3 separate regions of the Homo sapiens genome follow, and regions 2 and 3 are each linked to region 1. A link is a contact called in ENCODE Hi-C or POLR2A ChIA-PET data. All regions are on one chromosome and are shown on one strand. The core of a region is the stretch at or near the end of the contact, and the rest is flanking DNA. Distances in the headings are between cores, read along the strand shown. Region 1 holds the start of FBXW8 (F-box and WD repeat domain containing 8). Region 2 holds the start of RFC5 (replication factor C subunit 5). Region 3 holds the start of TAOK3 (TAO kinase 3).

The links. Hi-C counts contacts between places; a loop is a spot of excess contacts on that map. ChIA-PET counts read pairs that join two places held with the same protein, here RNA polymerase II (POLR2A). Pooled maps may share reads with other maps.
Region 2: a loop to region 1 is called in a pooled map, with 4 times the contacts of the local background. The contact joins the promoter of RFC5 here to the promoter of FBXW8 in region 1. A Hi-C loop is called at or near these places in 1 of 37 single-sample maps with no recorded cell type and 2 of 50 pooled maps. POLR2A ChIA-PET finds 5 or more read pairs at or near these places in 1 of 52 experiments (HEK293T).
Region 3: a loop to region 1 is called in a pooled map, with 5 times the contacts of the local background. The contact joins the promoter of TAOK3 here to the promoter of FBXW8 in region 1. A Hi-C loop is called at or near these places in 1 of 168 maps with a recorded cell type or tissue (naive thymus-derived CD4-positive, alpha-beta T cell) and 6 of 50 pooled maps. POLR2A ChIA-PET finds 5 or more read pairs at or near these places in 1 of 52 experiments (activated T-cell).

The regions. Positions count from the first base shown.
Region 1 is chr12:116,909,670-116,912,784 of GRCh38, forward strand. It overlaps FBXW8 (F-box and WD repeat domain containing 8), which reads left to right and starts at 1,281. Exons shown (of 11, transcript NM_153348.3): 1 at 1,281-1,686. The coding sequence starts at 1,369. RefSeq lists silencers at 1,109-1,328, 1,489-1,748.
Region 2 is chr12:118,015,056-118,018,161 of GRCh38, forward strand. RFC5 (replication factor C subunit 5) reads left to right here and starts at 1,648. Exons shown (of 11, transcript NM_007370.7): 1 at 1,648-1,837. The coding sequence starts at 1,773. RefSeq lists an enhancer at 1,356-1,525 and a silencer at 1,890-1,939.
Region 3 is chr12:118,371,357-118,374,572 of GRCh38, forward strand. It overlaps TAOK3 (TAO kinase 3), which reads right to left and starts at 1,551. Exons shown (of 21, transcript NM_016281.4): 1 at 1,292-1,551. RefSeq lists silencers at 391-480, 581-640, 1,425-1,674 and an enhancer at 1,995-2,044.

The DNA.
Region 1 (3,115 bases), core at 31-2,530:
TTTATTGAGCATGTATTAATCACCAGTCTCAAAGCTAAGAGTTGCCAATCTAGAAGGGAAGGGATATATATATATACATAAAAATAAAATTACAAATTGTGTTATGTATTATGATGAGAAGTACAGGATGCTGTGAGAATGAGTAACAGGGATACCTGATGTTTCTTGAGTGGAGGTTGGAAGATTAAGTGAAATGTGAGTTGAGATATGAAAGATGTGTAGGAGTTAACCAAGTCAAGGTGGGGGGAAAAGTTCCCTGCTGAGGGAATATCAGGTGCAAAGAAAACATTTTTAAGTGGAACGCCATCGTATGTCATTTTCTTTCCCATCTTAAAGCCCTTGGATTTCCTTCTGGAAATCTCTCTCCTAAGATCTGACCTTCCCTTGGCTGGTTTCTCTTTCAGATTTTTAAAAAAAAATTTTTATTTCCACAGGTTATTGGGAACAGGTGGTATTTGGTTACATGAGTAAGTTCTTTAGTGGTGATTTGTGAGATTTTGGTGCACGCATCACCCGAGCAGTATACACTGAACCCAAGTTATAGTCTTTTATCCCTCCCCACCTTCCCACCCTCCCCTCGTCCCCCTCCCCTGTTCCAAAGTCCCATAAGTCATTCTTATGCTTTTGCATCCTCGTAGCTTAGCTCCCACTTATATGTGAGAACATACGATGTTTGGTTTTCCATTCCTGAGTTACTTCACTTAGAATAATAGTCTCCAATCCCATCCAGGTTGCTACGAATGCCATGAATTCATTCCTTTTTTATGGCTGAGTAGTATTCCACCATATGTATATATCAGTTTCTTTATCCACCTGTTGATTCTCTTTTAGATTTTAATTTAAATAACATCTTAAACAGACTTTCACTATCAATCCTTACTCCCCTTACCTTACCTTATTTTGTTTTCTTCCTAATACCTATCACTGATTTAAATGTTCATATTTCTTTGTTTAAAGTCTCCCTACTTAAACGCATGCTCCAAGACGTCAGAGTTTTTGTTTTGTTTTACAGATTTAAATGCTGAATTCTTGGTGCCTGGCATATAGTAGTTGCTGAATGAATGTTTGTTGAATGAAGGAACAATGCTTGGCGCAAAGTCAGAGCTTAGCAAAAGTGATAGGCAGCAGAGCTGACGGGCTGAGGGGCAGCTGCGTAAACCTCTGCTTTGGGCGCCACAAGCCACAAGCCGGACCACCACGTGCGTACAGGGGCAGCGCCGGGGGCGTGGCGGGGGCGTGGACGCCCACCCGGAACCCTAGAGCGGCGGCGGCAGCGGCTTCCGGCCGCGGCGGACACTTCCCTGGGCGGGACTGTCTCGTGGCACCCGGTGGAACCGAGGAGAACGTGGAGCGCCGGGAGCGGCGAATATGGACGACTACAGCCTGGATGAGTTCCGTCGGCGCTGGCAGGAGGAGCTGGCGCAGGCCCAGGCGCCGAAGAAGCGGCGACGGCCCGAGGCTGCCGAGAGGCGGGCTCGGCGGCCGGAGGTGGGCTCCGGGCGCGGCGAACAGGCCTCGGGGGACCCGGCGCTGGCCCAGCGTCTCCTGGAGGGCGCGGGGAGGCCCCCGGCGGCGCGGGCGACTCGGGCCGAGGGGCAGGACGTAGCGAGCCGCTCACGTTCTCCTCTGGCCCGCGAGGGCGCCGGGGGCGGGGAGCAGCTGGTGGACCAGCTCATCCGCGACCTGGTGAGTGGCCGTCGCCTCCCCCCCGCCCATGCCTGCGCCGGCCCCCGCCCCCAGGACAAACCCCTGCAGTGATTTGGAGAGTAACTGTGTGCCACTAGTTGCCCGAGAAAATGAGTAGACGCACAAACACCAATGTTTGTGCTTGCATAGGGGTCTTTCTGGAAGCAGCACTTCCCAACCAGGGCGATTTTGTTCCCCCAGATGTGGCAGTGTCTGCAGACATTTTTGGGTGCCTCATCGGGGTGTGTATGTGTGCATGTTACTGGGCATCTAGTGGGTAGAGGCCAGAGATGCTCCTGAACATCCTACAGTGTACAGGACACCACGCACAAAAAAATTATCCAGGACAAAATATCAGTAAGTGTGGGGTTGAGAAATCCTGCTCTTGAAGGCTACCTAAACTTTGAACAAAGGTTGCCTTTGAAAAGGAGGACCCAGATGATGGATAGGAAGTAATTTTACCTTTGTATACTGTTTGCACTATTTAATTTTTGTAACCGTGCACGTATTCAAAAAAATTATCTCAGAAAAAAAGGAAGAAGAGGAGGAAGAATCTCCTGGGCACTTTCATTAGGATAGAGTTTCTTATCTTTTTGTGGGGCGTGGATACCTTGGAGAATCTGGAGGAAGCTGGGGACCCTGTGTCCGTTAAAAATAATCCCCTTCAGAAAGTTGGGAAAATCAAGAACACCTGAAATGCATCCGTGGCTCCCAGGTTAAGAGGACAAGGCTCCAGGTTCTAATGGTTTGATTTAAATTAGGCCCAAAGGAAGTCCCTACAGCTTTACAATTGGGAACCCACTTTTTTTTTTCCTGTTTTTTTTTTTTTTTCTTTCTTTCTTTCTTTTCTGAGACAGGGTCTTGCTCTGTTGCCCAGGCTAGAGTGTACTGTTGCTCTCCCGGCCCACTGCAGCCTCAAACTGCCTGGCTCAAGCCATCCTCTTCCCTCAGCATCCCGCGTAGCTGGGACTACACGCATGCGCCACCACACTCAGCTAATTTTTTAAATTTTTTGGTAGAGACAAGGTCTCCCTGTATTGCCCAGTCTGGTCTCAAACTCCTGGGCCCAAGTGATCCTCCCAATTGAGAATCATTCTTTTTTTTTTTTTTTTTTTTTGAGACGGAGTCTCGCTCGCTCTGTCGCCCAGGCTGGAGTTGCAGTGGCGCGATCTCGGCTCACTGCAAGTTCCGCCTCCTAGGTTCACGCCATTCTCCTGCCTCAGCCTCCCCAGTAGCTGGGACTAACAGGCGCCCACCACCACGCCCGGCTAATTTCTTTTTGTATTTTTAGTAGAGATGGGGTTTCACTGTGTTAGCCAGGATGGTCTCGATCTCCTGACCTCGTGATCCGCCCGCCTCGGCCTCCCTAAGTGCTGGGATTACAGGCGTGAGCCACCGCGCCCGGCCGAGAATAATTCTTTTAAGTGGC
Region 2 (3,106 bases), core at 398-2,897, 1.1 Mb after region 1:
CAAAAACGAAACAGAACAAAACCCCAGGAGTGTTCAAAGACCCCAGAATTTGGCAATACATGACAAATATTTAATGTGTTTCTATAACTTTAATTCAGAGGCATCTATATCTCACCTCAGCATGTGTCAGCAAATTAATTGTAAACATGTGCTGATTTTTAGCCTTAGTATTTAAGAAAAACTTGTTAATCATTTATGATTCCCTTCCTGGAGATAAAAATGAATAAAACCAGTTTTATCTTAAAAGAAAGAAAGAAAAGTTTAAAAATGGCATGCTAATGATCTAAGCCCCCAGTGTTAAAGTTTCCTGGGAGCAAGCAGAGTAGGGGCACTGTCACATCACAAGCCCTAGCTGATCCCCTTCTTCGGGGTCCCCAGGCAGGGGCTAGGGTGAAGCCATAACTGCCATCACATACTTGCCACTGTCCCTCTGCTGTGTTCCTGAAGCAGGTGACAGTGATGTAATCCTATGCAAAGAGTATTGCTACCTCCTAATCAGAACACTGCTGACCCCAGGCCAGCCTCAAAAATCCTCCAGGATTTTTGTCTTCCTCATCATGTTAAAAGAAAAAAAAAAAGAAAAGACTTCAATATGGATGCTTTGCATGCTCATTGCTGGAAAATACAGACCAGGCCAGGCGCAGTGGCTCACGCCTGTAATCCCAGCACTTTGGGAGGCTGAGGCGGGTGGATCACTTGAGGTCAGGAATTCGAGACCAGCCTATCCAACATGGCAAAATCCCATCTCTACTAAAAATACAAAAATTAGCCAGGCGTGGTGGCGCGCGCCTGTAATCCCAGCTTCTCCGGAGGTTGAGGCAGAGAATCGCTTGAACCCGGGAGGCAGAGGTTGCAGTGAGCCGAGATAGCGCCACTGCACTCCAGCCTGGGTGACAGAGCAAGACACCAAAAAAAAGAAAAGAAAATACAGACCAACAAAAAAGAAGAAAATAAAAGTGATCTAGAATTCTCCTCGCCTCAGGAAAAAAACCTAAAATGTTGATATCGATTCTCCTCAGTATCTCAGATCACAAGGACCTTGTCCTCTGTGTTCATGAACTAGACCTTCCAGCGACACAGATTAACCCAACTGGAAGTTTCTGTTTGTTTTTCTCTGGAGTCGTTTTCTGGAGGTTGGTTCCCTAAACTTTTTGGGCGAGGGGCACGGATTCCGGAGATAGGTAGGTTGCAGTTGTGTTTGTTTGGGGTTGTTTTCATTTCCAAATATTCACCTCCCAGCTTGGGGGCCGAGAGGTATCTCAAGCCTTCTTTCGCAAAGGCATCTATATTCAAGACCCAGCCGTTTTACTCGGTGTTGTTTTTTTTCTTAGATTTTTTTTTTTTTTTTTGAGCCCCGGCAGCTTTTGTTCCTTTGAATTTAAGTGTTTGAAGCTTGGCGATGGCAGGAATTGGCTTTGGCCTTGAGATCTTAATATGTAATGATGACTGGGGCTGCAGGGGGCCCTGCCTCTCCCGCTGCCCTGCTCTGGAAGCGCCTGGGTATCTGAGAGTTCAGAGCAGGCTGGAGGGGCGGAGCTTGGAGGGACGCTGGCGGCCCGCGCCTCCGGTAACCTAGCAACCGACGCCCTAGCAACGCGAGGGGGCGGGACCGAGGGAGGAAGTCGGAAACTGGTGGCCGCGTCTCGCGAGAGTTGCTTTTGCGCGCGAACTGTAAGTGCCAGGGTCTCAGGGTCAGGTCGCGGCTGGTCACTGTGCAGGCGCTTGGGTGACGCGACGATCTCAGCGGATCTGGTCACCTTCGTCTCCCCGCCATGGAGACCTCAGCACTCAAGCAGCAGGAGCAGCCCGCGGCGACCAAGATCAGGAACCTGCCCTGGTAGGAGGAGGCCGAGCGGCGGCGGTGGGCAGAGGGGGCCAGGCGGCCGCGCGGGGAGGAGGTGGCTGGGGTGGCAGGTGACCGGACCCCAACCCGACCTCTTCCCGTCGTCTCCAGGCCTGCAGCCGGGACCGACCTGCAGAGGTTTCCCCCGACACCCCCCAGCTACCCAGACTCGTCCGTTCTGTTTAGGGCTTTTGCCAGTTCTCACCCTTTCACCCCCAGCTCCATTTGCCGAAGAAGAAGGCGGCTTTCGCACCTGGTGACAGCACAGGGGTTCGATCCCGCGTCTCCTGACGCCTGCAATGGCCTCCATGCCAAAATGCCCTCTTCCCACTCTTCAAAACCTGCGATGCGACTATTGGTCACATTTTAAACTAGTAATAACGCTCCCTGGTCAACTTTTATTGAATGGCATATTATTAGATTAGCAGACGCCCTGTTAGATGTTCGATCCTTACAAAGACCGTAGGAGGTAGGCACCGCTTCAAATTTTACACAGGAGGAAACTGCATTTTAGAAAGATGTAATGACTTCCCTATGGTCCAAGGGAGAAAATTGGCTTGGAGGTGAATCTAGGAAGTCTGAATTCAGATCTTGTACTCTTAACCATCCTACTTAAACAGCTATGTTCTCGCAATGCTTCCAAGACTTTGAAGCAATTTGGCTTGGCTTCGAAAAGCTGCAAGTTGTCATTGTCTAGTAACTAGTTCAATTTGTCTTTATTGTGGTTAAAAAAAACCCAGAAGATTGACAGTTGTAACTATTTTATGTATTTACGTATTTTTTTTTTTTAGAGACAGGGTCTCGCTCTGTCGCCCATGCTGGAGCGCAGTGGTGTGATCACAGCTCAGTGTAACCTCAAACATTGGGGTTCAAGCCATTCTCCTGCCTCAGCCTCCGAAGAACTGGGACTTTTAGAGGCGAGCTACCAAGCCCATCCTGTAACCATTTTAAAATGTACAATTCAGTGGCATTAAGTACATTCAGAATGCAGTGTACTGTTGTGGAGTCTTCCCGCTATCTAGTTCCAAAATTTCATCACCCCAAATGGAAATCCTTTACCCATTGACAGTTACTCCCCATTCTCCCCTTCCTCTAGCCCCTGGCAACCACTAATCTGCTTTCTATCTATGGATTTGCCTATTCTGGACATTTCATGTAAGTGGAATCCTACACTATGTGGCCTTTTGTGTCTGGTTTCTTTCACTCAGGATCATGTTTTCAAGGTTCATGCATGTTGCTGCTTGTATCAGTAGTTAATTTCTT
Region 3 (3,216 bases), core at 301-2,800, 1.5 Mb after region 1:
AGACTCTAAGGAACGAATGCGAAGCCAGCGGGCCAGTGAGAAGAGGTCAGGCCGCGCAGGTCTCTTGATCATTCCAAGATCTTTGTCCTGCAGCCAGCCCCACCAGCCCCTCCAGCTCCTCCAGCCCATGCGTTTCACTTCAGAGATGTTTCATGACATAATCCGGCTCCGGAGTCCCCCGGAGTCCCGGGGGCTCACACTCCACCCTCAGGGAGGTCGCTGATGCCAGACCCTGGGAGCACCTCCCCGCTCCACTCGTCTGCGCTGCAGCCGGTTCCTATTTGCCCGACGCCGCGACTGCGACCCAGGCTCCCCGCCGCAGCCGTTCTTGGGGGGGCTCCCGCAACTCAGCGGGCGCGACCCCCCGCCCGCTCCCTCGCTGCTCACGCCGGGCCCCCGCTATGTGACTGGGGGCCCGACCCGCACCCATGGGGCACCGCTCCTCCCTCGGGGTCCGCGCCTGCACCCGACGCTCAAAGCCCCTCTCGGAGTCCCACGCTCGCATGCGCTGTCCCGAGCCCTCTGGGGGTCCCCTCCTCTCACCCCGCTGTCCTGGCCCCTCTCGGGGTCACCCTGCTCCCACCCGCTGTCCCGGCCTCTCTCTAGGTGTCCTGCTCTCAGCCCCGCTGTCTCAGCCCAGCCCCCTTCCGGGACCCCTCCTCTTCTCCCACTGTCTTGGCCCTTCCTGGGGTCTTCTCACACTCTGTTCTAAGCCCTCTGGGGATCCCCTGTCTTCACATCCCCTGACCGGTCCCCTCTCTTTACTCTGTCCTGGATTCTCTCTGGGTCCCCTCCCCTCACCTCGGGGTCTCCTCTCCCCGGGTGCTGTCCCAGCCCCTCTCGGGGTCCCCATCTCTCAGACTCTCAGTGCCGGCCCCTCTCGGGGACCCTTCCCCTCTCCCCGCTGTCCCTGACCTTTTCTGGGACCTGGTCCTTCAGGGGACCCCCTCCCCTCATCCCCCTATCCTAGTGCCTCATGAGGCACCCACCCCTCACCCCACTACCCCAGCCCCTCTCCGGGTCCCTTCCTCTCACGCGCACTGTCCCGGCCCCTCTTGGAGACCCCTCCCCTCAGACTTTCAGTCTTGGACCCTCTCGGAGTCCTCTCCACTCAGAGCCACTGCCTCGGTCCCTCTCGGAGTCCCCTCTCCTCACCCGCTGTCCCGGTCCCTCCCGGGGTCTCCTCTCCACAGTCTGCACTGTCGAGCCCGCTCCCGCAACTCCCCTCACTCTGCCTGGGGTCCCGCCGCCTCGGCTCCCACTGTCATGCCCCGCGCCCCGGTGCTCTCACCTCAGACCTGCTGTCACCACCCCCGGGCCCGGCGCCGCCGCCGCCGCTTCCTCTCCCACACTTGTTCCTGAGTCGCTCTCCTGTGGCTTGTTCCCCGGCGGATCCTTGGGTCCGGTCGCTGAGTGCCGGATCCGGCTGTGCGCAGCCTCTGCTCGCGGTCTCGGCGTTGCGTCCCACTCTCCACGCAGGACCCCGCCGCCCGGCGCCACAAGGACCCTCCCGCGGCCGCCGCCGCTGCTGCTGTCCGAGGTGCGGCTCCTGCCAGGGGTGGCCAATCGCACCGGACTGCGCCGAGCACGCCCCGCCCCACCGTCTCAGTCCGCCCGCCCCCTGCCCCGGACCACGCCCCAAGCTCGGCTCCAATAGGCTCTCTACTGACCTTCCCTGATCGCGGGGCACAGGGCCGGGGCCGTATATAGGTATTTGATTGATGGAGCCTGGGAAGCCGAGCGGTCGATGGAACCCGAGGATTGGCGGAGTTGTCGATGGGCGGGACAGGGCAGGGCGGGGTCTCCTCAGACGCGGAAGACCTTGCAACTTTAGTAACCTACGGGCCCGCCTGGGGTGCGGTCAGTCTTGTTTGTGCTGCTCTCCGGTCAAAGTTCATGGCGCTTCTCCCCACGCCTTTACTTTTCTTGGGAGATTCCCAGGGACCACCATGTTAGAGCCTTTGGGGAGGACCCCAGTCTCTCGCTAGACCTTGCACAGCTTTCTTAGTAATTCTGCCATGAACTAATATAGCATTAATTTGCCCAGGATTTGTAAAAATTTCCTGGATTTAAACCATTTCTTTTTAAAATCTCTTGCAAGGGAGTTGCCTCTCCTTGAATTGAGTTCAGCAGCCGTCAGTTTGATACCGTTGGGGGAAAAAAAATCTATATACAGTACTAGGTGCATACTTTGCCCAACTAAGCGTTCAATGCGGGGCACATTTTGATAGGTGCAAGGACAAAGCTTTAGAAATTTTCAGTTTGTAGGTTTTTATGACAGTAGGAAGACTGTGGTAGGGGAACCCTATTATTAGCTTAACAAGGTTTCAGCAAAGCTATTCAATATAACCTTTTTCCAGGGCCACAGGTTTTAATGATTCTATGTGAACGTGTGGCCAAAGGATAACGAGCTTTGACCCAGGTTTAACATGTGATAATCAGAGACTCCTCTTGATCCACGCTAAAGGATAGTGCCTGCCAGGGGTGAAAGTGCATCATGCTACTAAGACCCATTTGTGTTATTTTTGTGAAACTGGATATGCTGATCAAATCAACACCGGAAACAGAAAACTGCTTTCCTTACTCTTAACGCCAAAAGTAAGTTTATGGACTTTAGAATTTAGCATTTTATGAAGAAATTGTCTCAGGAACACATTTTGATCCTAAGTTTTGTCAGATGTATACAGGCCTTAGTTCTCAGAGAACCCTCGATTGTTAACTTTTTAACTCCAGCTGACAAAATGTGTTTGTGTTCTAAACAGTATACATGTTTCTTCTAGTGTTTTAAGAATCATACGCCATTCATCACCTGAGGTCAAGGGTTCCAGACCTGCCTGGCCAACATGGTGAAATCCCGTCTGTACGAAAAATACAAAAATTAGCCGGGCATGGTGGCACCCACCTGTAATCCCAGCTACTAGAAAGGCTGAGGCAGGAGAATCACTTGAACCCGGAGGCGGAGGTTGCAGTGAGTCGAGATCGCATCACTTCACTCCAGCCTGGGTGAAAGAGCAAAACTCCGTCTCAAAAAAAGAAAAAAAGAAAAAGAAAAAAAAGAATCATACTCCATTCCAATTGTGATGTCCCCCTTTAAAGTTTCAGTTTGGGTGTTAGGGTAGGCAGAGAAGGCCTGGAAGCAAAGAAGTTGTGGAAATGGGGCTGGCAGGGCTTCGTTTCAAGTCAAGTCGAGTTCCTGAGCGGTGTGGCTGAGTACCG